Regions from separate parts of the Homo sapiens genome. Here region 1 is linked to region 2. The links are chromatin loops, found by intact Hi-C in ENCODE. Cell type or tissue: transverse colon. All regions are shown on one strand. Each heading gives the region's core, and the rest is flanking DNA. Links, peaks and the distances in the headings are about the cores only.

Region 1 (12,988 bases), core at 490-2,989, 64 kb after region 2:
AACCACCACGCCCAGCCTGGACCACTGTTCTTTAAAGTGACTCCAAAATGCGTCTATCATTTCTGTTTTGCATATAGCAAAATGGACAAACAGACTCACATGTGACATTGTGGGGATTTTGGGTATACATGGCTGGATTCTTTGAATTAAAGGAGCAAAGCTTTTTGTGTTTCACGGGCTCCTGACAGCAGGCTAGTCAAAGTTACCTTTCTAAGCTCTCTTCTACATCTTCTTAGCCTGAGTCTCGCTTCAGCACACATTCCACATTATGGCTTCCTTCCTAACCTTCTCTCTCATGTTTGCGTTATCTGAATGTCGTGATGGCTGAACTGTACACAGATTGGACTTTTTGAAGGACTTTCTGTTTTAACATAAACCAAGTTTATGGTGTCAATATTACATTTAAAATGCAGTACAAAGATATATTCTAAATCCGAAGAGGCCCTACAGAGACAGAAATAATAAAAATCCTAAAAGGCATTACAAAGATTCAGCTTCCATGAGCTAGGGGTAAAGAGGCAGTGTTATAAGGGCAACAGGACACCCGTGTGTGAAGGATACTCCAGAAATAGCACTACTTTCCTTCTCGCTTTTGTGGCTTGTGGACAAGAAGGTCATCTGATCTCTGCCAAATATCTAATTATGATGCTGAAATAAGATTATACCAAGCCTCCTCCATATGGTAACACTGATTATGACACTGACTTTTTGAAAGGTGTACCTATTTATGCCCTCATGGTCCATTTCTGGTTACCCCTGAATGTCACACACCTTAGGGGTAATACTATCAACTGACATGAATATTTGAATCCCCTTGGGTTTAGCCATTTCAAATTATGACTATGTAAAACTCTTCATCTCCTATCCAGAGGTTGTCTGAAATTCAGAGACTTGCTAAGCTTTGTGTCTTTTAAATTTTTGTGGACTTGGTCTTGAAATCCTACTCTTTTAACCATATATTCTGCCCTGGAAAAGTAAATATACTTTTAGTTACATAACAGGATCCATGAACACTATCTGTCTCTCTCTCTCTCTCTCTCTCTCTGTGTCTGTCTGTCTGTCTGTCTGTCTATCTATCTATCTCCCCCAAGAAAGGAAGAAAAGGAAAAAAGACACAAGACACAAAGGCAACAAACTTTACTATCCCAAACTTCCCATACACCAAAATAACAGATTTGGTTTTGTTTCCCTTACCAGCAGCACGGTCTAGCCTGAAAGAACCCTTCTTTGGAGTTGGAAAGACCAACGCTTAAATCCCAGTTCTACCAGGTGTCTAGCCTTAGGTAATTACTTATTCTGTGGCTGAAGTACCTTATGAGCTAGGAACTCTTACATCCCCATGCTACAGGTGAGGAAACTGAGGCTTATGGAGGCTAAAAACTTGAAGATTTTACTTAGTGCAGAGCTGAGACGGGATCTAAAGCCTGTACTGACTCTGGAACTGGGACTCTTACCCACTGGTCTCCTAGTGGCCTCAGTTTTCTGATCTGTAAAATGCAGATAGTAGTATGACACAGGAATTAAATGGGCCTACGCAACATGTTTGGAACAGCATCTGGCTCACAGCAGTAATCACAAAATAATTAACTCTTTCCTTGGTGGCCAGAGCTAATGAGTGCTTTTTCTTCGTATCTTTAGACCAGCACACTCACAGCAGGCACTCGAAAACGCTTAATCGGTACCCTGGTCTATAGTTTTTATAAACTGAAAATTTCAACTCATCCTCTAAAAGGCAGGGAAAGGTAAAGGTAGGAGCTAATATCTGCAGTGCTTACTTCGTATCTGGCATGCCAGGAATGCACTAGGCACTTTCATTGATTATTTGATCTCATTTGCATAGGTGTTACTATTCTCATTTTACAACCAACTTACTTGCCCAGGCCACACAGCTGGTGCGGGACCTGGGACTGTCACATGTATGATGACTCCAAAAGTAATGCTCGTTCCACTACATAATGACTTTGATATATAAGACAAATTAAAATTTGTCCAATTGTTAAACCCACTTTCGTATGTGAAAATGTTCACAAACGATCCTAAACCAATTAAAAAGACCTAAAGGTTGATAAGGAACATCTAATAAATTTAGTTACTGCAAATCAAACTTATTTTGGCCATTAGCAAAGATTTACCATTCCTTTAGTGGGGATGCCTACCAATATTCTCTTGGAGATTTAGGTTTCATGAAAGTAATATGAAGAAAAGTTACAGACAGAAACATGTATGCTTCAATAGGTCCTAACTTTACTACCATGAGAGAAGTTGTATTTTATGTGTTACTAATAGACCAATTTGCCTGTCTTCAACTATCAAAGATTTCTCTAATTCACAGACCTCACAATGCTTTTGTAAGGCTGTAAGGAGGACTTGTGAAGATAATAGAATAGAATAATGGTCATAACGGGGAAGGGCTGGGGGCCAGGACTTTCAGTTAAAATGTAGTTATTTTCTACGTTTTATTTAAGGGCACTGTAAGCTACTGGTAATAAATACAAGGAACAGTCTAACATATGAGACAGGAAATAATTATTTGGTACAGCAATTACAGGCTGCTTTTGTGTTCAAAGCATCTGTGAAACAGTTTTCTATGGTCTCCACTGGAGTTAGGTTTGTACTGAATGTTAGGCTAACTGCTTTCGAGGACAGGATTCAGGAGAAACTAAAATTTTATGATAAAACTATTATCTCCTATTTCCTTGGGGAACAAATGCAGATTCCCTAACTGCCCCTGCCCCAACACCCATAAAGACAAAGTAGCCACCTTCCTACAATAAGGCTGGAGCTGTCACCTCTAAGCAGTGGCTGAGAATGTGGGGGCAGCAGTGGGGAAGTGCCCGAACCCACCCCTGGGCAACCTTGCTGCCATTCATTGCTCCTCCAGACCCTACGTTGCCCCTGATTAGTCTGGAAGGGAGAAGAGCACCACCATACCCCTCTTATGTGCGTGACCTCCAGTGAAGTGTGCAGATGTGGAAGACTTCCCCATCAACAAGAAGGAAAGTGTTTTTTGTTTGTATTTTAATAGAGATTGTGTCAGGCCTTCTCATTTGTTACCCAAATAATCCCTCACCCTGTTCTCGAATTTCAAACCCATGGAGAGATCGCAATCAATGTCTCTTTCCCTGCCTCTTTCTCCCCCACCCTCTTCTCTCCTAGAGAATGTACAGAGGTGTTTATTATGAGAAACTAATCAAAATATACTAGAGTACCAAATACCACTATAGTAGCAAATGTCATAATTACTTAGGCTGCATTATGGTTTATGTTTAGAAGTTAACTCGAAGCAAGGAAGTTGCAAAGTCCTTTTATCCCCCTAGTTTCACCCCGACCAGAAGCCAAGGGAATTTCTGTGCATGACAAGCCATCAACACCTCCAAGATCACGGGACATTTTTGGATATTTGCGCCAAGTAGTTTACAAAACAAGCATGAACAAGAAAGAGTGCCAAGGATGGCACACAGAATGGTTCATCTGCAATGATTTAGCCAATTTAAACTTGGAAAAGCACATGGGGATGAGAAATCTGATTTCTGATTTGAGGGCAAGTTTCATCACTGCTTTTATGGCCATGTAAGGGTAAAGTCTGCAAGTGCAGCGTGTATTTTAAAGGGACTTCACAAGACATCCTTCATCTCTATATGCTGTAAGGCACCATGTTGCAACTCTTACAGAATCTCACTTTTTCACAAATGGGAATATTTTCAAGTGATGTTTATCCTTCAGAAATGCCTTAAAATAGTAACCTCCTCTGGATCAACAGTTGTACCAAATAAAATTTCAAAATAAGGGATATAAATAAGCAATCTATTTATCTTTTGCTAAATATATGTGGTTCTACTGACAACAGATTTTTTGCAGGCCTTGGACAAACTCCTTCACTTATCAGAACTTCAGCAGAAAAAAATAAGATGCTTATATTGGAGGCATTTTAAAATTTACGAGCTATTAGAGGAGACTGTTGTGTACAGTAACTTTATTGATATGACATTCCTTCACTCAATCAAGAAGATGAATTACTGTGAAAGTAGGTTTTCATTTTCTGGATGTTAGTTGTTCTTATTGAAATAGTAGTAATTCCTTACATCGACTCGGTTTTGCAGAGTACAGAGTACTGACCATACATTATCTCAAGCCCTGAAGTAATCCCCTAAGGTAGGAATTGTTGCTTCTACATTACAGGTAAGGAAACTGGCACTCAGGAGGGTCCCAAAGTCTCATTCCTGAGTTGGGGAGCAAAAAGAGACTTCAGAATCCTGTAAGTCACACAGCTCAGCCTGTGCTAGATGTGTAGCCGTGGGCACCTCGCTCCCTTTCTCCATACCCCAGCATCACTGGAGCACCGGCTGTGCTGCCACACTCCCCAGGTGAGTCACCTTAACTGAAAGGGCCTGGATGGTAGGATCCTACCACATAGATAGAGGATGTCTGATAGGAAGTTCCCTTCTCTCACTCCTTCTGACAGTACAAGTGCTTAGTGTCTATTACAGAGTATTATTCTGAAAAGGAAACTGTAATTAATGCAAATTTCCTTAATAGTAACAATGTCTCTGCAAGCAAATCTTTGAATTGGGTATTCAAGGAATAGGACCAGAGAATATGTTCTTATTTCAACACATGGAAGTTTTATAGTATTGCTAACTTTAAAAAGTAGCCTTACTTATCCAGGATGACTTAATTTCCATAATGCGCTCATTTTGTCCCCAGGGCCCAGGAGAGTGTCTACAAAAATGCACATCTCTCTTAGGGACTGGGGAATAATGACTCCTGACCTCTGGAAAATGAATCAAGACCACCTACTTATTTAACACAGCTAATGACTATGTGTCATGTGGAAACGATCATCATCATAATCAATCTGGATTGGTTTCATGTCTACAGGCAAAATTCTTATTGTTGATTATCAATTCTACAAGTCAAATGAGTCTATTAATAAAGAGTACTATAAAATGAACATTTTGTTTTCTCAATCACGACAACAACAACAAAAATGACCATTAAACAAATTGCAAAATAATTATTTTCCAATAAAGTTAACACCCTAAACCTCCCCTACTGGCTTCACATCTCAACTAAAAGTTTCCTTTTCTGGCAAATTTCCATTGTATTTCAACTATAATTCTAATTTAACGTTGTAACAACAAAATATACTTCTCTCTTAGGCTTTTAAACATATCACTTATTAAGCTCTTTAAAGCATTTGAGTTCTCGTTAAAGCCTCACTTGAAAATTCATATGACTTAGTGATGGATAACACGGTATTGCATATTGTCACCTCGCTCTTGCTTTAATGTCTCGAAAATGCCCAGATGTGTAGATCTCCATACTTCCTACACAGAACAGTTTACCCTTCAGTAAGTTATGGAGGAGCCTCTGCTCTCCTGACACTAGTTAATCTACAGTGCTGTCAAACATGTCACACAAACCGTGAATCATGGCCTTCTGCAGAAATCGCTTAAACCCCCTAAGCACTGCCCAAGGCAGACAGCTGCATGGTGAGCCCTGCACCCACAGCAAGTCTCTTCCCACAGAGGACTTTATAAATCATCTTTAAGGTAATTCCAGGGCCTGAGTGAAGGCTTTAATAAAGATAAAAAGAAAAAGAAAAATTTGTCAAAAACAAATTGGTTGTCTTTCAGGCAGACACCTTTTTAGCAGTTTTTTTTTTTTTTTCCCCTCTAAGACACGTTCTTTTCTCAAACAACTAGTGGAGCGCTCTTCATCTAAACAACCTGGAATGTCTAAAGAATGTTGTTTTTGCATAGTTAATATTTTCACATTTTTCCCCCTCTTTGGTCTTTCCCAGTATAATATAATCCTTTGCACCTGCAAAAGCTCCACAGACTGCTGACTGCCAAGAATCCACCACATGATCCTGCCTCCAGGACCAGAGGGCCTGTGTTTAAGGAGAAAGAAAAATACAAGTTATTAAATATTTGAATTTATCGGAACCTCCTGTGGGTTAGCTCTGGGGATGGGAACTTAAGTGAGAAGCTATTTTGGTGGCATTCTTTACTGATGACATAAGTGACTTTCCCAAAGACTTAACAGCTTTCTAAAATAAGTCACAGAAATGAGAGTGACAGCTACATTAGAGTGCTCAAAGTAAACAATTTTCAGAGAATACATATGTGTGTGTGCACGCACACAAAACATCATCGCCACAATTCAGATAGTGAACTGACTCATGACCCACAAGTTTTCTTGTATCCCTATGTAACCCCTCCTTCCTGTCCTTCCTCACTATCCCCCAAGCAATCTGATCTGTCATTCTAGATTAGTATGCCTTTCCCAGAATGTTATATCATTGTAATCACATATTTTTTTTAAATCCAACTTCTTTTATTCAGAATTATTTCGTGATTCACCCACGTCATGCAGATATCAACAGTTGCCTTCTTCTTCATTAGTAATATTCTGTTGTATGGATATACCGTGATTTACGCATTTACCTGTTGATGGACATTTGGGATTTTTCCAGTTTGGGGCTATTACAAATAAAGCCACCATGAACATTTGTATACAGGTCTTTATATGTATACATGCTTTCATTTCTCTTGGGGAAATACCTAGCGGTGAAATCACTAGATCACATGGGAGTTATATGTTTAACTTTTTAAGAACTGCCAAACTGTTTTCCAAAGCGATTGTACCATTTTACATTCCCTTGAGTTCTGGTTTCTCCACATCTTTCCCAATACTTGTTATCATCACCATTTTAAAATTTTAATCATTCTAGCAAGTGTGTTGCAGTATTTCTTTCTTTCTTTCTTCTTTTTTTTTGAGACAGACTCGCTCTGTCACCCAGGCTGGAGTGCTGGAGTACAGTGGTGCAATCTTGGCTCACTGCAACCTCCAGCTCCTGGGTTCATATGATTCTCCTGCCTCAGCCTCCTGAGTAGCTGCGACTACAGGCGCCTGCCAACACGCCCGGCTAATTTTTGTATTTTTAGTCCTAGACACGGGGTTTCACCATGTTGGCCAGGCTGGTGTCGAACTCCTGACCTCAAGCGATCCACCCGCCTCAGCCTCTCAAAGTGCTGGGATTACAGGTGTGAGCCACCGTGCCTTCATTGTGGTTTTAATTTGTATTTCCCTAATGATGTTGAGTTGCTTTTCATGTACTTATCTGCCATCCACAACATACTGTCTTTGGTGAAGTGTCTGTTCAAATATGTTGCACATTTGTACTGGGTTACCGTATCTCAATGACTGCATTTTAAGAGTTCTTTACATATTCTAGACATAGCTCACTTACAGATGTTTTCTTCTAGTCTTGCCTTTTCATTCTTTTAACAACATCTTTCATCATTCTTTTAACAGCATCTTTCAAAGAACCGAAGTTTTTAATTTTGATGAAGTCCAAATTATTCTTTTACAGATCTTGCTTTTGGTGTCACATCTAAGAAATCTTTGCCTAACTCAAAGTCACAAAGATTTTTTGATCCTGTGTTTTCTTCTAGAAATTTTATGCTTTCAGGTTTTACATTTGTATCTATCATCCATTTTGAGTTAATTTTTATATATGGTACAATATGTAGATTGAAGTTATTTGGTTTTGTTTTCACATATGGATATTCAGTTGTTCCAGTGACTGGGAAAGATAATCATTTCTCCAATGAACTGCCCTCTTGCTTTTGTCAAAAATCAATTGTCCACATATGTGTGGGTCTATTTCTGAACTCTCTATTATGTTCTCATCTATAGGCCTATCTTGATATCAATTCCATACTTTCTTCACTACTGTAACTTTATAATGAATCTTGAAACCAGGTAGTATTTGTCTTCCAAATTCTTTTTCAAAGTCCTTCTACCTATTCTAAATATTTTGCATTTCCATATGAATTTTGCAATCTGATTATCAATTCCTACGAAATAACCTGCTAAGACTGTGATTGGGAGGCACCAAACCCATGGATTATTTTGGAGAGAACCAGTTGTTAATGTTGAGGGGTTTTCTTCTCACAGGCATGGCATCCCTCTCCATTTGACTAAGGCCTTCTTTTGTTTCTCTCCACACTGTCTTAGTTTTCAGTATACAGGTCTTGCACTGGTTTTGTCAAATTTATCCTTAAGTAGTTCACATGTTTTGATGCTACTGCAAATCGCACTGTTTTTTAAATTTCAGTCTCTGGTTGTTCATTGCTAATATGCAGAAACTGAAACTGGTTATCAACACAATTGATTTTTGTACACTGATCTTGTATTCTGCAGCCTTGCTAAAGTTACCAACCTCATAGCTTTTTTTTTATAAAGCTCATCAAATTTTCGACATAGATGACCGTATCATCTGTGAATAAAGACAGTTGTACTTCTTCCTCTCCAATTAAGGTAACTTTTATTGTTTATTTTCATTTTTGCCTTACTGAATTGAGTAGGACCTTCAGAATAATGGTATGCATTGCAATAGTGACCACAAATATTAACAAAAAAGACCTCTTTAATATATTAATTTAAATGGTTAGAAAAGTATAATGACTTTCTGAGAGTGGTCTGACATTTTTAGGGATAATCAAATACACAGCAACTAAAAGAAGAACAGCAAAGTTCATTTTAATTTCCTACTCTGAATGCTTCTCCACTGACAACTATCTCTGGAAGGTTGTGAGGGTCACTGAGGGGATGAAGAAGATGCCATAGAAATTCATTAGGTACAAGACTCTGTTTACTCTGTCAACTTTCACAACTTCTCTTAAGTCAGACAGCTACTATGTTAACTATCTAACAAATTAAATATGTGACAGCGTGTGGTTTGAGGACCAACATTTCCCTCTATCCATACTAACGTGAATGATTCTCTGAAAGTGTATTAATTCAATTTACTGCACTGAGAGTGCAGCTATCAAATAGGTATTTATCACCTTACTTGTGAAAGCAGATAAGCTAAAAAAGAAAAGACTTATTAGAGACTGGTTTCTAAAGATAATATTGCCATTAAACAGAGTATCTGGTATATTTTCAGAAAATGCTCTAATGTTTGCAAATACATCTGTATGCTTTAATAGAAACCATTATTTTTTCCAGAGCTCCTAGAAGCACTGCAGAAAGAATAAGAAACAAGACAATGGAATCGCTTTTTCTTTACTTTTAAGGTGGCAAAGGGTGTATTTTATCAGGCTAATGCCAGTTTTAACACCAACATTTACTTCACCAACTTAGTAGAAAAGCAATGCAAAATATAAACTAGATTTCTGTTGATGACTAAAGGTCACTTTCAGTTAATCTACTTATATCTTTAAATGTTCCAAAGAGTAGAAGGCTACTCCAAATAGACTTGAAATGCTGGTAATAATGCTGAGTTTATAAGCAAAAGTAAATAACAGTAAGATGTGAATGTGATAAGAAATCAAAAATGTTATGCAAGTCATAAATTCAACAACTACTTACTAGGTGTCAGGTATTGTAGTCAAGAAAAGAAAAAGTAACAGTCCCTAGGTCTAATATTTGATGAAGGTATGGTGGGGGCAGAAGAGGATTATACAAGAGAGAAGTGAGGTGACAGAGAAAGCTTCACAGAGGTGCCTGTTATAATCTAGGGAGAAAAAAATTGGTTGCCAGGGGGCGAAAAAACACAATCCAAATAGACTCAGATGGCTGAAGACAACATTTAAAAACAGAATCTCCACAGATAAGTCTAACTTTCCACTATCACCTGGCCAGAATAATGAGCCTACAAAAAACACATAAAGAAATAATTTGGTATTTGACATGGATACTAATAAATATCTTAAAACAAACAAAAAATCTCTAGAAGACCCAAAACGTTTAAAGTGAGAAACTTCAGTGGCAAACACAAAGCATGACGTAAAGAATGACTGTAACAGCAACCACAATACACACTTCCATAGAACATACAGAACTTCCCACATTCCAGGTGTGAAGCACTTTACATACATCAGCTCATGTAATTCTCTCCAGAATCTTCCGACTTACATGTAATTTTTATTATCTTGTCATTTTATAGACAAAAACATTGTGGCTCACGCCTGTAATTCTAGCACTTTGGGAGGCCCGGATGGGAGGATCACTTGAGGCCAAGAGTTTGAGACTAGCCTAGTTAACACAGTGAGATCCCATCTCTAAGAAAAAAATTGTCTAAAGATGAGGCTCAAAGATGTTAAGTAACTCACAGATTAAACAGCGAGTAGGAAAGCTGGGATCTGGATGGGACACTCTGGTGTGGGCATGAAAACACATGGGTTTGGATCTATAGGATATAGTTGTCCTGGTAACACACAGATAAGCATTCATGAGACACTTTACTTCCACACGCAAATCACAATTTCTACCGGAATGACTTAAAATATCCAAGTGAATGAACAAACTATGTCAATGTCTGCAACAACTTGCTTAAATGAGTTTGAAATGATTTTTCTAAATGAGGAATTGTCTGAATACAGAACTTCAGAAATGTAATATTGAGACCAATCTAAAAAGAGTGTTATTTACAAATTATTCATTTGAGTGCAACCTTAAACTCATAAAACAACAATAATCAGAAAGTGACTCGTAAAAAATACATAAATTATGGAAATATTTTGAAATTACATATTTGCTCATCTATTTGGAGGGACAACAGAATTGTAATAAACAAAATACTCTAGCTGGAAGACATTACTCACAGGAAGACTATGTATTGATTATGACATTCACATAATTTTAGACTGGAATGTAGGATATAGTACAGGTAACAATATAAATTATTACTATTGACAATATTAGTTGGGATTTACTGACTACCTACAATGCTCTAGGCACTATGCTAAAGATTTTACATGTATAATCTCATTCAATGTTGAGAAGTATATTATTCTCCACAAAAACAGGTGAGGGGCAAGTTCTAGGAGATTTGCCTGAGGTCACATAGATAGTAAATGGGAAAACTGAGGCTGGTTCGTCCTGCAAATAGCAGTCTGTTTCCTCACTATCATATACAGCTCAACTTCTAGTCGAACTACATCATAATACACACGTTATTAAATATTTTGAAGTTAATACAATGAATTTAAATAATGTGGGTTTACAAAAGTTTTTTTTTTTTAAGAATCTGCCGAAAATTTTCTAAATTTCCATAATTTCTCAACCTAAATAAGTAATTTCATTGCCACAGAGGTCTAATGATCATTTCTGTCAAGGCGGATAAATGATTAGGGGAGGAGAGGGGCATTAAGGGGCCCGAATGTGAAGAAGCAGTATTGGAGTCTCAACTCACGGAGGAGGCTGTATACCAAAATAACAATAAGGAATTTAAAAAGCAAGGGGCCACATTTTCCCTGATGTTTGCTTATTTATCCCAATTCAATGTCCCATTTCCTTTTTCTGTTCAAATGTAAGTAACTTAAGAGACAGGATCTTGTTCTGTTACCCAGGCTGGAGTGCAGTGAAGTGATCACAGCCCACTGCAGCCTCCAACTTCTGCACTCAAGCGATCTTCCCGCCTCAGCCTCCTGAGTAACTGGGACTATGGGCAAGGGCCATCATGCCCGGCTAATTTATTTTATTTTTTTGAGGCAGCATCTTGCTATGTTTGCCCAGGGTAGTCTCAAACTCCTGATCTCAAGTGATCCTCCCACCCCAGCCTCCCAAGTAGCTGGAATTACAGTATAAATGAAATTTTCACATGAATCTATGGTTACATTAATGAGAAATATCAAGTTTAAGTAATGAGAACAGAAGTCAAAAATGTTCTTAGTTTCACTTCGGTAATTTTTCTTAAGTAAAGCTTCCTTAATACAGGTTGATTAGAAACCATGTCTACTAGGTTGTATGACACTTATTTTGAAATAATTTTAGATTTACAGAAGAGTTACAAAAATAGGAACATTCCACCGAGTGCAGCGGCTCGTGCCTATAATCCTAGCACTTGCTGGAGTCTGAGGTGGGAGGATCACTTGAGCCCAGGAGTTTGAGACCAGCCTGAGCAACACAGGGAGACCCTGTCTCTACAAAAAAATTTAAAAATTAGCCAGACGTGTTGGCACACCCCTGAGTCCCAGCTACTAGGGAGGCTGAGGCAGCAGGATTGCTTGAGCCTGGGAGGTTGAAGCTGCAGTTATCAGCGATCACACCACTGCAATCCAGCCTGGGTGACAGAGCAAGACCCTATCTCAAAAAATAATAATAATAAAGTTCCCACATATCCTTCACCCAGCTTCCATAGTATAATGATCAAAGCACAAGACTGAGATTGGTACAACACTATTAACTAAGCTACAGACCCTAGTTGAGTTTCACCATAATAACTATTGTTTAAAAGTAAGCAATTTTTAAACATCAGCTTGACTTTTTACATTAACAGTATTTGTATTATTCTTTAGGATACTCAGTGATACCACTACAAAAACAATCAGGTTGTAATTTCCCAAGTGATTCTTCACTTAATGCTAAAGGCCTATCAGAGGAAGAATAGCATGAAGTAGTTTGGCTCCCCGACCCCCACCCCAAGATAATAGCTATTAGCACCAGTAGTCATAGGCCAGAAAGCCAACACCAGGCACAATACTATGAAGTGGCTGGGAGTCCAACCCCAGACCAAGTGTCTTCTATTTAAAGTATAGCCTGAAGAGAAGGCTTTGTTTTTCACTTTTAAAAGACCCACCCAAATAAGCACTACTGTCTTATGAATAACACACTGAAAATAACTGTTTTGGCTCCAGTGAACAAATACTTACAACTTGGGACTTCTTTAGCTGCTCTATTCAAAAGCAGTTATATGGCTTCCAACCCTACAAGATGATGATATTTTACTATATGCTTTTTATACATGTAGTAAAATAAGTATGTGCACAGAATCATCTACTCAATTCCAAATTAGTAACATCACATGACAAAATTTAAGATAATGGAAAGGATAATGCTTAGTTTTTTCAAACCTAGGCTTGCTCTTGATATCATCCTCTGGGTAGGTCTCACTGCTGTGAGTTTACCACCAGAAGTTTATAACAGATTAAAGACAGGAGACAATGATTTTCGTGCACATACTTTCCATACT
Region 2 (15,362 bases), core at 4,883-7,382:
TTCAGAAAGTTCAGAAAACCCAGAGTTGAAGGTGAGCACCTTTCTTTCCTGCAGAACATTTCAGAGCCTTTAGTGCTTGATGTTCCCTTTGAGTCTCCAAGGACAAGCAGAGATCTTCCTAAGATCATTTCATCATAGCTCTATTATGTTTTCATTTTCTTTCAGAGGTAGGAAGGGAGATTTTGGGAGCATGAGAGGTGCTGACCTAGAGAATGATAAAATCCACTCCTCACGTTCCCCTGGCAGTAGAGAGTGCTGCTTCCCTGTCTCTAAATGCACATCCATGAAGTTTAGACTTCGCTACCACAGGCATATATTCCCCCCTCCTCTTCAGTTCTTCCTGTGCAGGCTTGTCACAGTTTGGCTTCATTTGGAGGCTGGCACCAGACCCCCGGGCTCTGCGTTGTATGTCTTTTGACCTCAAATGAGGGGGAGAGACGTGGTGTTTCCCACAGATAGTGAGTAGTGAGCCACCTGGAATACTTGTTCTGTGGGATGTTAATGGTCGTTTCATGAAAAGGATTTTGTGGTCATGTAAGTTTAGCAAATGCCAAAGCAAGCCGAGTGAAAGGTGTTGTTATCATCTCTCCTAAGCCGCTTTTCTTTGCTGACCTGCTGAGGGAGTCTGCAAGAGGCGGGGGAGGAAATGCCCCTTCCTGAGCTTGCCTGCACCCAGCACCCTTTCCATGGAACACCTCCCAAGGCCAGTATACGAAGGATGATGCTTTGGGAGTGTGGTGTCTGGCAACCTGCGTCTGCCACTTTCTGGGCATGCACGTCTGGCACGTCTTCCTTGGCCAAGTAGTGCTGGAAGAAGACACAGGGCTGGATGACAACCCCTGATGCCAGGCAAGGGCCACGCTAGCTGTCCTCAGCTTTATCAGCAACACCCTTGTCTCTAGGAGTCCCAGCCCTCAGCCCTTTCCTAAATGATGGGAAGTAATTAAACAGTTCATGCATATCCCTACATTTCAGAAATCACACAGAGCCCAGTGGTAGTTGGTGCTTGGCTCTGAGACCTCAGTCATACTGTGTAAGTTTCTGCTGGTTTGAAGGATGGCTGGAGACTAGTAAAGTAGCAGGAAGGCTGATTCCACTGGGAACTCCCCCAGACTTTCCATCTGATTCCACCGTGAATGCCATGACACTTTTGTATTGTTGTTTTAATGATACTTAGGGATAATTGTTGATTCACATGCAGTTGTAAAAAAAAAAAAAGTAATATGGGGAGATCCCTCACGTACCCTTAAACCCAGTTTCTCCCAATGGTGACATCTTGTACAGCTTTTCATAACCAGGATATTGACATCGATGCAGTCAGAATGCAGAATATTTGTATCATTGCAAGGATCTCTCCCCTTTATGGCCACAGTCATTTACTTCTTGCCCTCACACCCTTGGTTGTCTTTTGTTTTCTTTTTGAGACAGAGTCTTGCTCTGCCATCCAGGCTAGAGTGCAGTGGTGTGACCTTGGCTCACTGCAACCTCAGTCTTCCAGGTTTACGTGATTCTTCTGCCTCAGCCTCCCAAATACCTGGGATTACAGGTATGCACCACCACACCTGGCTAATTCTTGTATTTTTGTTTTTTGTTTTTTGTTTTTAGTAGAGATGGGGTTTCACCCTGTTGGGAAGGCTGGTCTCAAACTCCTGACCTCAAGTGATCTGCCTGCCTCGGCCTCCCAAAGTGCTGGGATTACAGGCTTGACCCACCATGCCTAGCCCCCCCTGGTTGACTTCTAATGTGTTCTCCAAATTTGTAGTTTTTTCATTTAGAGTTTTATATAATGGAATAATAAAGTATGGATAACCTTTTGGGATTGGCTTTTTTCACTCAGCGTAATTCCCTGGAGGTTCATCTAGGTTATTGTATGTGTCGTTCCATTCCTTTTTAATCACAGAGTTGTATTCCATAATATGGATGTGCCGTACTTTAACCATTCACCCGATGAAGGACATCTAGAATGTTTCCAGTTTGGGGCTGCTTTTAAAAAATACTGCTATGAACATTTGTGTTTGGGTTTCTTTTGTGTGTGTGAACATAAATTTTCACTTCTCTGGGATAAATGCCCAGGAGTGCAATTGACAGGTCATATGGGAGTTGCATGTTTAGTTTTTTTAAGAAACCGTCAGACTCTTCCAGAATGGCCATACCATTTGACATTTCTACCGGCAGTGTATAGGCAATTCCGTTTCTCCACATTATGGCCAGCATTTGGTGGTGTGTTTTTTTTTTTTTTTTTTTAATTTTTTTGAGACAGAGTCTCGCTCTGTTGCTCAGGCTGGAGTGCAGTGGCATGATTTCTGCTCACTGCAACCTCTGCCTCCTGGGTTCAAGTGATTCTTATGCCTCAGCCTCCCCAGAAGCTGGGATTGCAGGCTTACGCCACCAGGCCTGGCTAATTTTTGTATTTTTAGTAGAGACAGGGTTTCGCCATGTTGGTCAGGCTGGTCTTGAACTCCTGACCTCAAATGATCCACCCGCCTCAGCCTCCCAAAGTACTGGGATTACAGGTGTGAGCTACCGCGCCTGACCGTGGTGTTGTATTTTTTTAATTTCAGCCATTCTGATAGGTGTGCAGTGATAGCTCATTATGGTTTTCATTTTTATTTGCATGATGACCAATGATGTTAAGCATCTTTTCATTTGCTTGTTTGCCACCTGTAGATTCTTTTTGGTAAAATGTCCATTCATGCCTTTTGCCCATTTTCTAATTGGATTTTTTGGTTGTTTTTTGTTGTTGTTTTGCTCTTGAGTTTTGTGAGATGTTTGTATAGTCTGGATATATATTCTGGATACCAGTTCTTTGTTAGATATGTGATTTGTAAATACTTTCTCTCAATCTGTAGCTTGTCTTTTCATCTTAGCAGAGTCTTTCACTGAACAAACATTTTTAATTGTGATAAAGCCTAATAAGTGTTAAGTTTTCCTTTTATGGATTGTGCTTTTAGCGTCAGGTCTAAGAATTTTACCTGTAGATCCCAAAGATTTTCTCTTGTGTTTTCTCTTAAAAGATCTGTAGTTTTATGTTTTGCATGTAAGTTCATGATGACATGTTTTTAAAAGCCTGAAATAGGGAAGAAACTTGAAGCTTGTGGTTCCACAAAAGAAACAGCAAGAATTGCTTCTCATAGGACCCCAGCATGGACAAGGCACGGGTTGAGATGGTTCTGGGGTACAGAGAAGGGGTGCTGCAGACAGTGCCACTTTGGTGTTGTAACAAATCATTTTTGGGGTGGGTGAGGAAGGGCTGCGTTAAAGGGCCAACTCCTCAATCCCACCCATACCCATCCTTAACCCTCCCGGAGCACTGTCAGGTCATATGCTGAAGGCTTGAGAAATTGCGTGGTAAGAGATATTGTAAATCGTATGATTGGGAGATCAAAGTCTTTCAGTTGGGGCAGGAAGCAGGCCTGGTTTTATTTTTAAAGGCACATCAGTGGTATCCCTCCCCAGAGGAGGAGAGGATCTTGTCTTAGAGGCTGCAGCCAAGTGCTGAAACAGCTTCCTCCTTTGCCTGGAACTGCAGAGCTGTCAGGAAGCTGGCATGTGAATCTCAGGGAATGTGCCAGTGGCCAGTAGAGGTGAGGGGCCCATGTGTAACCTCAGAGGGAGCTTTAGCGCTGCAGCACCCACAGTCCCCTCTCTGTCTTCATAGCCGCAGGCTGTCTGGTCTGGCTTACTGTGCCACTGTCACTCCAGAGAGCGGCACAGCCTGGAGTCAGAGGATACCTATGCTTGCATCTTGGTTAGCTGGGTGACTTCATACCAGGGTCTTAACCTCTCTGATTCTGGAGTAGGTGGTGGCTTCTCTGGCGTGGTGGTAAGCAATGAGCGAACAAGTTTCTTTTGTTCCCTGGAGAGTGCTCAGTTCTGTGCCTTTATACTTACTGCCTGAGGAAATAAGAGCCACTCTCACCCACCTGTTTAGGATGGGGACATGGCCGCTGACCACTCCAGTCATCCTAAATATAAATAGAGGTGGTCTGGCTGGGCCCTCTGGCAATGCTGTGTTGACATGCTGTGGGCTGAGGGCCTGGAAGCCTACGTGTGGGTGTGGGCCCCTGGCAGGACTGGGGATGAACAGTGGCTTGCGACAGGACATTCCCCTTCTTGTTCCCTCTGTATCTGCAGAGTCAGGTCCTGCCTCTGCTCCAGTCACATGGTGTGGCCCCAGTGTAGGGTTATCCCTGTCCCTGGTGGATGCCGAGAAGAGGTGGGAGGTATGGGGTGCTATCAAGAGAAGCTGTCTTCCTCAGGTTTCTTCTGCCCGCTTCCCTGGTGAGGCAGTTCCACATCCTGACTAGGAGTGTGGGATATGGATTCCTGTTCCGGGCTCCAGTCCCAACTGCACTGCTTACTGCTGTGTAACCTTCAGCAAGTGAGTTGACCTTTCCGTGCCTTAGCATCCCCATCTGTAAAATGGGGACGGTAATAGTGGCCGCCTCTGGGGTTGTCATGAAGATTAAATGAGGGAAGATGTTAAGAGCGAAGCCAGCGCCTAGCTACTGGTAAGCACTAACAAAATGTTAGATTTGTTCCCACTGTTCCTGCCATTATGGCTACTCCTGCCACCCCTTCTACTGGAAAGAAAATGCAGTGTGACTCCTCCATAGCTAAGCATCAAGGGCAAGCTCCCTGGACATCCATGGCCCTGTGCAGCATTGGAACCACTTCCTGGAGGCCGCAGAAGCACCAGGGCTCCATTCCAGACTCCGGCTACAAAGGCCCTTTGAAGTTTGCACCACCTGGAGCAGGCTTTTGTGCCATGAGAGTGTCGGGGGCAGGGGGTTCAGGAGGAGGTTCTGTGTGGAAAACCCTCCTTTGTGCCTGGTGGACTGGTGGTGGAATGCTCAGGCCACCCTGGGCTGTACCAACCCTACACAGCTCTCCACCACACTTCTTAGTCTGCTCTGCACTTAAGGATTAGGTCCCAAAGTTCATTGTCTACGTTTTCATTAACTGCTTTGTAAATATAAATTTAATGTCACATAATTGACAGGCAGTATGCAAAATGGGGTGGGGATTCCATTATCATCGTACTGTGAGAACAACATCCTGTATTCCCTATCTTTTTTTCTACGTGTATCTTCTAGAGAGGGACAGTCATGTGAATTGGTGGGCTGTGTGCCCTGCTTTTGGTTTAGCATGGTGGCATGGACAGTCTCCAGGTGTGTGAGTGCTGCAGACCGCTTTGCCCAAGGCTGAGATGGAAGGGTGGCTGTGAGAAGGAGGTTCATTCTGCTCCCTTTGGGAATTTGGCGTGAGGTCAGCATGTTTCTCAACAGTGGTTCCATTTTTTCAGGTCCTAGTTGGTGAGGTCAGAGGAACAGAAACCACAATAGCTCATGTCAGAGCTCATTGGTCTTGGACTCCTGGGTGACCCCCTCCCCCAGTTGCTGACCAGTCCCTGTGGAACTTGGGCAGAGGAGGTCCTTGCTGTGTGAAGTGCAGTATCTCCATCATTTCACACCCCTGGGCTCGGGACTTCCCACCTCACCCTAGTTGGCGGAGCCTTCTTTGGAAGAAAACCATGCATGGCAGCCTCCTGATACCCTCCAACGTGGGTAGTGCGGACGCTTCTTGGTTAAAATTTCTGGGGTTAGTCCCTGGCCTTAAGGGACACTCTCATCACCTCATTCTTGATCGTTGCCATCTCACCTTTTCTGCTTTTCTTGTCCAGAAACAGTTGCTCAGCCCCTGGAGTCTGGTTGAATCCATGTCTCTCATTCTGTGTCCTGGTTTTCTTACCTCCTTCCCTCAAGGGGCAGAGCTGAACAGGCAGGGACACATGTGCCCTGACAATTGTAATGAAGTATGTTTAGCCTTCTTCTCAAAGGGAAATCAGAGGGGTTCAGTTCAGCTGTGCCGTACCCGGGATCCACGGTTGTGCCGGGCTTGCTGGCTCCACATGACACAGCTTGATAGCCCGGTGCTCTGCCAACTTTCAGGGTGGGGCCTGTGCTCTACGAGGGCTGAGAGCTTGTGGCGGGGTCTCGGTGTGGTGGAGGGAACACCATCAGTGTGCTGGGGTGTGGGGTAGCAGGTCACCAGGGAAAGGAAAACAAAGGGGGAAGAAAATAGGGATGTATTGATACATTTGGGGGAAAACACAGCCCTGAGAGAGAAGCAAGTGTCTATGTTGGCCCTGAGCAAAAGCGATAAATACGTTTGGCTCTTCTGACCCAGAGGTGGGCATATGTGGCTGGGAATTCTGGTGGAAGTGGCTCATTGTCCATCTCTGGCCCAACTTGAGCCTGGTTTTTCATCTCTTAGCCCAACCTGGTACTGCTTTGCCATGCCCAGATGCCAAGACAGCTGACCTCCGTGTGGACATGGAACTAACTCCTCAAGCCCCTTAGAAGTCACTGCCCATGTTAGGATGGCATAGCCTTTCTCCCTGGGAATGTGATCCATATGTGGCTTGTACAGCTTCCTCGGGTCAGCAGTGTCCACGTGGAACTCCCAGGGGAGGCGTGTGGATGGGGACCTCAGGCAGGGCCGAGCTGTGGCTAGAAGTGAGTGAGGGAGAGATTGTTGGCCAGCCTTGGATAAGCATAATTGTCTCAACATTGCAAGCCAGTGAGGGCCAGTGTTTGGGGTTCAATTGAATGTGGGAAATGCGTAAGTAACCCCCACCCCGTGCTATTTGAAAATCGAAAATCCATCGTATTCGACATTTGCTTTTAAATAGGTCTGTCAGCTTCCCTACCTTTTTTAAAAAAGTTAACTCCACGTTGTGTCTTAAATTTTTTTCTTTTTAAAAGTTTTTAATTGGATGGTTGGTCCTGCCTCAGTGTTTTTTTTTTGTTGTTGTTGTTGTTGTTTTGTTTTGTTTTTCCTGAGTAATGTTCCTTGGTTCAGGTTTGTTGTGGTGAATGTAAGACATTGAACTAAAGTTGTAATTTGTTTGTTTATTCAACAAATATTGATTGAGTACCTTTTAAGTTCTAAGCGTTATTCTGGGGGCTAAGGCTATAGCAGTCAATACGATAGACTAAAAATTCCTAGCCGGTGTGCGGTTTATATTCTACCCAGTCGAGACTGCAGGACTACTTAATACTTTAGGAGGTTTTGTTTTGTTTTGTTTTTAATTAATGGACTTTTATAGCAGTTGTAAGTTTACAGAAATGGAGTGGAAAGTACGGAGAGTTCCCATATGCCCCCGCCATCTCTTCTCTCTCCCCCTCACACACACACACACACACACACCCACCCTGTTTCCCCTATTGTTAACATCTTGCATTAGTGTGGTACATTTGTTACAACTGATGAGTCAATATCGATCCATTATTACTAAAGTTTATAGTTTACATTAGAGTTCAGTCTTGGTTCTGACAAATGTATAATCACATGTGCCCACCATTACAGTGTCATACAGAATAGCTTCACTGACCTAAAAATCTCCTGTGCTGAACCTGCTCATCTCTCTCTACCCAGCCTCTGGCAGTTAAATATTGTTACTGTCTCCATAGTTTTGCCTTTCTCAGAATGTCATACATTTGGAATCATACAATTGGTAGTCTTTTCAGATGGGCATCTTTTACTCAACAATGTGTATTTCCTTAGGAGTTTTGCTGCTGCTCTTGTTTATTTGTGCATCTTAAATGCAGAACATTCTGATAGTTTGGATTGGGTCCTGGGTCATTCATGAGTTGGGTCACTCTAGACTTCACAGAACAGTGGTGGCCAGCTGTTGATCGTACCTAGATTTTTTCGTTTCAGGGATCCGGGGCTTTCAGTTCAATGGGTGTAAGTTGATGGGTGGGAGAACCAAATGGGATCTGCTGTAGCAAGGTCCCTGGGGTTAGGTAGTCTCATGGGGATGGGACATTGGGTCGTCTTTGCAAGGAGTTAATGGAAGCTGTTTGTTGAAGACCCAAAGGGGAGGGTGACCCTAAAGGAAGTGAACGGGTTGGGAGGTTGGTTGACACAGCCCAGTCCTGCCTTTGGAGAGGTTGACCCTGCCTGGCGGAGGCTGTTTATCCCGCCACTGGGCTGCTCTTGTTTTTTATCCAGTCTCCACCTGAATAAACAGATCTGGAACGTCATCTGCAGCCAGGCTGAGAATCTGCCAAAATTCCCCAGGGAACTGGTGATTCACCAGCAGCAGGGGAAGAGAGAGGGAACAAGCAAGAGAGAGAGACCTGCTTATTCTGATTCTCATTTCCTGTCCAGCAAATAACCCAGGCTGGGCTGTTTCTTACGAGACAGCAGTTCTTTGAGTAAATGATCAATTTCTGCAATAGAACAAATGATTTTGATTTTAATTTTTAAGAAGATGGATGTAAAGCAGGCTAGAGGGAAATGGTTTCAACTGTCATTCTGAGAAGGGAGACTTTTATTCAAGTTGGATTAGGAAAGCTCTTCCGCATTCACTTGTTCTTGAAAAATGTCTCATCTTAATTTTCAAGTTCTGTATGGGCATTGGTCCTGGCACAAGTGCATTATCGTAAGCTGTGGACTTTAGCATCAACATTATTTCTTGCCAATTTTGAGACTTAGAATTATTCTTTTTTTTTTGTGATCATTAGGCCCTCACTTATTTTAAAAAATTCTACTGGACACCTGAAGAAGATTAGATTGAGCTTGGCCATGTTCGGTGGCCCCAGGCTATATTCCTAATGTGTTTTTTGGGGAGGGGTCAGAAAGGGGACATATGAGGGCAGTGGCATCTGAGAATGTGGTCAAATGAAGCAGCATGAAACAGGGCACTTGGAGCTAATGGTTTTCAGATTCATTTCAACCCTGGGGGACTTGATTTAAAAGAAAACTACCAGTGTCTGCTAAGGCCAGACATATGCAAGCTCAATGACCTGAGTAGCAATTCCATGCCTGGACATTGCACGCCTGCCAAAAATGCATGCAGACATGCACCAGAAAGCAAGTGCAGAAGACAAGTCCGTGTTCATAGCTGTGATTTTTGCAATAGCCTGAATTGGAAATAACTCAATGTCCGTCAACAATAGAAAGAAAAAATAAATTGCTGTATGTTCTGTCAATAGAAATATCGTACAGTGATAGAAAAGAATTAACTACTGCTAATGCAGCAACCCAGATGGATCTCATAAACAATGTTGAGTGGAAGTAGCCAAATAAAAAAGGGTATGTACAGAACAGTTTTGTGTCTGTACAGCACAGAAATAGGCAGAATTAATTGTGGGTGGTAGAAATTAGAGGTTTCCTTTGGGAGGAATAACAACCAGGAGACAGGAGGAGGGAGGCTTCTGGGTGCGGAAATTTTTCTCTACATTTTGTAAAAATCCTTTATATTTCAATAAAAATGTTTACAAACAAAACAACTGCCAGCATTTGGCCATATGGCCTGTCTGATAGTGCTGCAATTTTAAAAAAAATTTTTTTAAGAGATGAGGGTCTCACTGTGTTGCCCAGGCTGGTCTCGAACTCCTGGCCGCAAGCAGTCCTTCTACTGTTGGCTCCCAAAGTGTTGGGATTACAGGCCAGAGTCACTGTGCCCAGCCTGTGTCTTCTGACAAGGAGAAATCATCACCTTCATGTGTGTTTTTGAAATGGTTAATGTTTTTTGGCATTTGCAGTCATAAAGTACACCTCCTTAGGTAGGCATCAGGGCTGGTGTGCCCTGTACTAAGTTTCATCTTCCGTCAGTAATATGAGGGTCTCAGATAGTCTCACATTGTGTGGATTCCAGGTGTGATATGTTGTTAAGATACACTGTAGCCTCAGAAGGCATATGTGAATGTGTGCACGCCTTCATTCATTTTGATTATTTTGAGTGCGTGCTGTATGTGGGTGGTGACAGTGAGTGTGTGATGCAGAGCCTTGGTAAGAATTCCAGTGCAGCACCATGATGGGCAGAGTGCTGCAGGGTGTGGAGTTTGATGAAACCTGTCTGCCAGGATCACTTTGTTGGGGTAATGGGGGCCGGGGGTGTTAGATTTTTTTTCCCCCCAGTCTAGGGCTAGATTATGTGAAACTTATTTTCTAACCGGAGGTTCAGGCGAAGCAAAGAGCTATTATGTGGATTTCGCTTATTCATTAAGTAAGACGTGTTAAGATTTGATCTTGAAGTAAAACTGTGGTAGATTTGCCATTTCGGTGAGAGTCCACACTCAGATAGTTGACTGTGGACTTTGTGAATCACTGTAATTGTCTGGAAGGGCGGAAGGGCACAGCTTCTTAGATCTTAGGGATGGAGAGCTGGCCAGCTTCAGTATGTTTCAGACTAATTGGCGGAACTGAAACGAGGAAGGATATAGGATATACAGTGTGGATTTCTGTCTTCTGTAAAGTAACCCTGTTTGCCCATCTATCTTCACTGGCTCCAGTAAGGAACCTGGTTGATCTCTTGAGGAACATAACAGTGGTAGAGAGACTTATGTTCCATTTCACTTTCTGAAGAGGTAGAAAAGACATTGGCAGAAAAGACTGTGATTAGTGATGTCTGACATGGGCACTGGAGGGACAATGGGAAAGTTTTCTCTCTGCAGTTAAGAGGTATTTCCTTATTTTGCAGGTGGTTAAACGAGGTAGAGAAAGAGTGATTTATACATGGTTCCAAAATTGCATGACAGCAAGAATTAGAGTCTGGGTCTCTGCACCCCAAGAAACACAAACTGGTTGCCATAGGGTTGACAGGGTCAGCACACCACAGACAGTGGTCCCAATCCTGGCCCACTGCTTGTTTTTGTAAATAAAGTTTTATTGGAACATAGCCACACTCATTCATTTACATATTGTCTGGCTGCTTTTACATTATAACAGCAGAACTGAGTGGTCATGACAGAGACAGTATGACCCACAAAGCCTAAAAATTTACCATCTGGCCCAATGTAGAATAAGTTTGCTGGCCCCTGGTGTAGAAAATAGGTGCATAATTTCAGGGGTCAGAAATTACCCACTTGACCCACCTTGTCCCAACTGCCTTTGATCTCCTTGCCCTTTCTTCCTGGCTGTTATCTGTGACATGAGATCTTTTCCACCACTAACGGGAATACCTTGTAAACCAGGCTTTCACAGAACTGTAGTGGAACAATCACTTATGAGAAAAAGTTTTAAATGTTGGTTTCAAATGCCTCCATCTGTTTCACTGTCTAATTTAACATCAGCTCTGAAAATGTAGCCAACTGGGGAGAGCTTATCTTGCCTGCTTTCCGCCTTTGAAGACTGATTTTATTTTTGAAGCCTTTAACAGGTGTTGGTTTAATAGACTTCTGCTGTATTAAGTTCTCCTCGCTCCAGAGGGCAGCCCAAGGGGTAAACTGACACTGTGGATGGAGGCGAATGCCACGTGACCTGGCCACCACACACTTCCCCCGGTCCCCATAAGTGCAGAATCACTGGTTTTGTCTGGTTGCAGAGAAAGGCTGCGCTGTTCCTTTGATGAGGCCAATAAGAACTGTTCCTAGCACAACACTGTCCTCTTGCCTTGCACCATCCTCACCCTTTTTTGTAAACTTAAGTGGATCCCTTTGCAGCTTACCTTCCCTAACAATAAAGATACTCCTTCCTCCCTCGATGGCAGATCTTTCAAGATCTCAAAGAAACTGCCCTTTTCTTTCCATCCAGAACATTCAAAGTAAAAACTTGAGCTTTATCTGCCTTATTTGCTGAGATTCTGTCACATGAAGTCCTGTGCACATTTGCTTCTCACACAGGACTCTGGGAAGCTTGTATGAGAGCTGGGCCACCTGGCCGAGGCCAAGCTACGTAGAACAGGCTGAGTTGACTGAGAAATGGCCAGCTAATGTTCAGATTTAGCCAAGCTTTGGAAGTTTATGGGTGGAATCTGGGCCAGTGCCCTTAAAGTTCTGCCAGGAGAGCCTCTCGGACGGGCTAGATAGGGTCATGCTTCCCTGGGCTTGCATCCCGGCTCCTCTTGCTTCCCAGCTGTGTGACCTTGGGCAAGCTCCAGCAGACTTCTGAGCCTCAATTTCTTCAATTGCCTAAGTATAGATGCTTCTCAACTGACAATGGAGTTATGTCCAGATAAACCCATCCTAAGTTGAAAATATCATTAAGCAAAAAATGCATTTAATACCTCTAACCTCCTGAATACCACAACCTAGCCTAGTCTACCTTAAATGTGCTCAGAACACTCATATTAGTCCACAGTTGGGCAGAATCATCTAACACAAAGCCCATTTTATAATAAAGTTTTGAATATCTCCTATAATTTATTGAACACTGAGTGGAAAACAGAATGGTTTTATGGGTACTTGAAGTACAATTTCTATTGAATGTGTATAGCTTTTGCACCATTGTGAAGTCCAGAAATCGTTAAGCTGAACCATCGTAAGTCAGGGGCTGCCTATAAAGATAATAGTACCTACCTTGTTAGATTGCTGTGTGATGGCATTGATGCTTTGCCCAGGATCTACTGTGTATATAATAGGTGTTCATTAATTGGTCAGCTGTTGAGAGGCAATAAAAAGAGGTATGGATCTTCTTGGGAACTGTGCAGTTAGTTATGTTAAAGGAGTGAAAATGATGACCACTTGGGTTTGCATGTGGAATTGAAAACATGGATAGTTTCCTGAAGGTGGAATGCCGGGTTGAGCGAGGGCAGCAGACACGTTTCCATGGCATCAACTCTCAGGCAGGAGGTGGGAAGGCTTCCCTGCAGGGGTTTGAATGCCAGCTGTTTACTCTAACCTTCATGGGGGGGAGACCTAGAGAGGGTATCTTAGACCAGCAGGCTACCTCTGGAATGGTGGGGTTGGTGGGGTTTGGTGGGCTTGGGTCAGGGACGTGGCCTCAGTTCCACTTGCTGTGGGAGTGGGGGTGGGGGGTGTCATCCAGATGCTGGGGAATCTGTCAGATGTCTAGCCACCCTGAATCCTGCAGAAGTTGCAGTCTGGGATTTGCTTTGAAACGTGGGGTCTTCCCAGTGGCTGGGTTTGACACTCTCCAGCTGGAGCAGGCTTCTTTTATGCTTGAAGTTAAGAGTGAGAGCTCTGAGTCAGCCCTTCGTTCCTGAGAGGGGAGCCAGAGCTGCTTGTTTGCACTGAAATATGTCAGAAGAGTAGACAAGAACCAGTCATTAATTTTATTCTTTTTTCCAGAGCACCTCCTACAGACTAGATCCTTAGCCTGGCTCTGATGACACAAGCATGACTACTAAAAACAAGAACTCATTTTATTGAGCAGTTGTTACGTGTCAGGTCATATCAGCCCATGGGGCATATGAACTTCACACATCACTTTACAGAGGGGCTCTTCTGAGGTTCACACCTGTGAGTGGGATAGCTGGGATTTGAACCTGGGCAGGAAGACACTCAAGGCATATTGTTCCACAGTGCTGTGCCATGTTCCACAGCAGGAAGAACTCCACATGTGCCTTGGAGACCATGGACAGGACTTACTTGGGAGACACAAGAATCATCATTTGAGATTTAGACAGAGGAGTGCTGTGAACTGAGTCACATTTTGTTTTAATTTGTTTCTTTTGAGATGGAGTTTTGCTCTTGTTGCCCAGGCTGGAGTGCGGTGGCGTGATCTTGGCTCACTACAACCTCTGCCTCCCAGGTTCAAGCAATTCTCCTGCCTCAGCCTCCCGAGTAGCTGGGATTACAGGCATGCGCCACCATGCCCGGCTAATTTTTTATTTTTAGTAGAGACAGGGTTGCTCCATGTTGGTCAGGCTGGTCTCAAAACTCCTGACCTAAGGTGATCCGCCCACCTCAGCCTCCTAAAGTGCTGGGATTACAGGCGTGAGCCACCGTGCCTGGCCTTGTTTTAATTTTAAATTGTGGTAAAGTACACATAACATAAAATTTACCATCTGAAGTATTTTTTAAAATGTGGAGTTCAATGGTGTTAAATGCATTTATGTTGTGCAACCAGTCTCCAGAACTTTTTTCCATCTTGCAAAACTAAAACTTCATACCTATTTGATATGGTTTGGCTGGGATGATGTCTACCCAGATCTCATCTTGAATTGTAACTCCTACAATTCCCATGTGTCATGGGAGGGACCCAGTGGCAGGTGATTGAATTATGAGGGTGGGTCCTTCCTGTGCTGTTCTCATAATAGTGAATGAGTCTCACAAGATCTGATGGTTTTAAAAACTGGAGTTTCCCTGCACAAACTCTCTTTTTGCCTGCTGCCATCCATGTAAGATGTGATTTGTTCCTCCTCGCCTTCTGCCATGATTGTGAGGCCTCTCCAGCCAGGTGGAACTGTGTGTCCAATTAAATCTCTTTCTTTTGTAAATTGCCCAGTCTTTGTGTCTTTATCAGCAGCGTGAAAAATAACTAAGACAGTAAATTGGTACCAGTAGAGTGGGACATTGCTGAAAACATACCTGAAAATGTGGAAGTGACTTTGGAACTGGATAACAGGCAGAGGTTGGAGCACTTTGGAGGGCTCAGAAGGCAGGAAGATGTGGGAAAGTTTGGAACTTCCTAGAGACTTGTTGAATGGCTTTGACAAGAATGCTGATAGTGACATGAACAATAATGTCCAGGCTGAGGTGGTCTCAGATGGAAATGAGGAATTGTTGGGAACTAGAGCAAAGGTGACTCTTGTTATGCTTTAGCAAAGAGACTGGCAGCATTTTGCCCCTGCCCTAGAGATTTGTGGAACTTTGAACTTGAGAGAGATGATTTAGGGTATCTGATGGAATAAATTTCTAAGCAGTAAAGCATTAAAGATGTGACTTGGGTGCTGTTAAAGGCATTCAGTTTCAAAAGGGAAACAGAACATAAAAGTTTGGAAAATTTGCAGCCTGACAATGCAATAGAAAAGAAAATCCCATTTTCTGAGGAGAAATTCAAGCTGGCTGCAGGAATTTGCATAAGTAATGAGGAGCTGAATGTTAATCACCAAGACAATGGGGAATATGTCTCCAGGGCATGTCAGAGATGTTTGCGGCAGCCCCTCCCATCACAGGCCTGGAGGCCTAGGAGGAAAAAGTGGTTTCGTGGGGCAGGCTCAGGGTCCCTGTGCTGTGTGCAGCCTAGAGACATGGTGTCCTGTGTTCCAGCTGCTCCAGCTGTAGCTGAAAGGGGCAACATAGAGCACGGACCATGGCTTCAAAGGGTGGAAGCCCCAAGTCTTGGCAGCTTCCATGTGGTGCTGAGCCTGCAGGTATGCAGAAGTCAACAGTTGAGGTTTGGGAACCTCTGCCTAGATTTCAGAGCATGTATGGAAATGCCTGGATGCCCAGGTAGAAGTTTGCTGCAGGGGCGGGGCCCTCATGAAGAACCTCTGCTAGGGCAGTGTGGAAGGGAAATATGGTGTGGCCCTCATGAAGAATGTCTGCTAGGGCAGTGTGGGATCCCCCACACAGAGTCCCTACTGCGGCACTGCCTAGGGAAGCTGTGAGAAGAGGGCCACTGTCCTCTAGACCCCAGAATGGTAGATCCACTGACAGCTTGCA

What was found. A loop is a pair of places that touch in the nucleus more often than their neighbours do. Peaks named below come from ENCODE experiments on the same cell type or tissue, not always from the same donor. Only the 100,000 strongest peaks of a DNase experiment are listed, where the experiment ranks them.
Region 1: it touches region 2 in a loop (13-fold over the local background); 1 of 110 quality-filtered maps calls a loop at or near these places.

What each region holds. Positions count from the first base shown.
Region 1 is chr3:66,355,765-66,368,752 of GRCh38, reverse strand. SLC25A26 (solute carrier family 25 member 26) reads right to left here. Exons shown (of 10, transcript NM_001379210.1): 7 at 5,824-5,893. Among named protein-coding and RNA genes, the nearest start is that of LRIG1, 140 kb to the left of the region's middle. In transverse colon, for the core only: no CTCF peak of the experiment used is centred there; no DNase peak of the experiment used is centred there.
Region 2 is chr3:66,421,638-66,436,999 of GRCh38, reverse strand. All of the region lies in intron 3 of LRIG1 (leucine rich repeats and immunoglobulin like domains 1), which reads left to right. Among named protein-coding and RNA genes, the nearest start is that of LRIG1, 72 kb to the left of the region's middle. RefSeq lists enhancers at 105-694, 695-1,285, 14,518-15,043. In transverse colon, for the core only: no CTCF peak of the experiment used is centred there; no DNase peak of the experiment used is centred there; H3K27ac peaks cover 2,129 bases.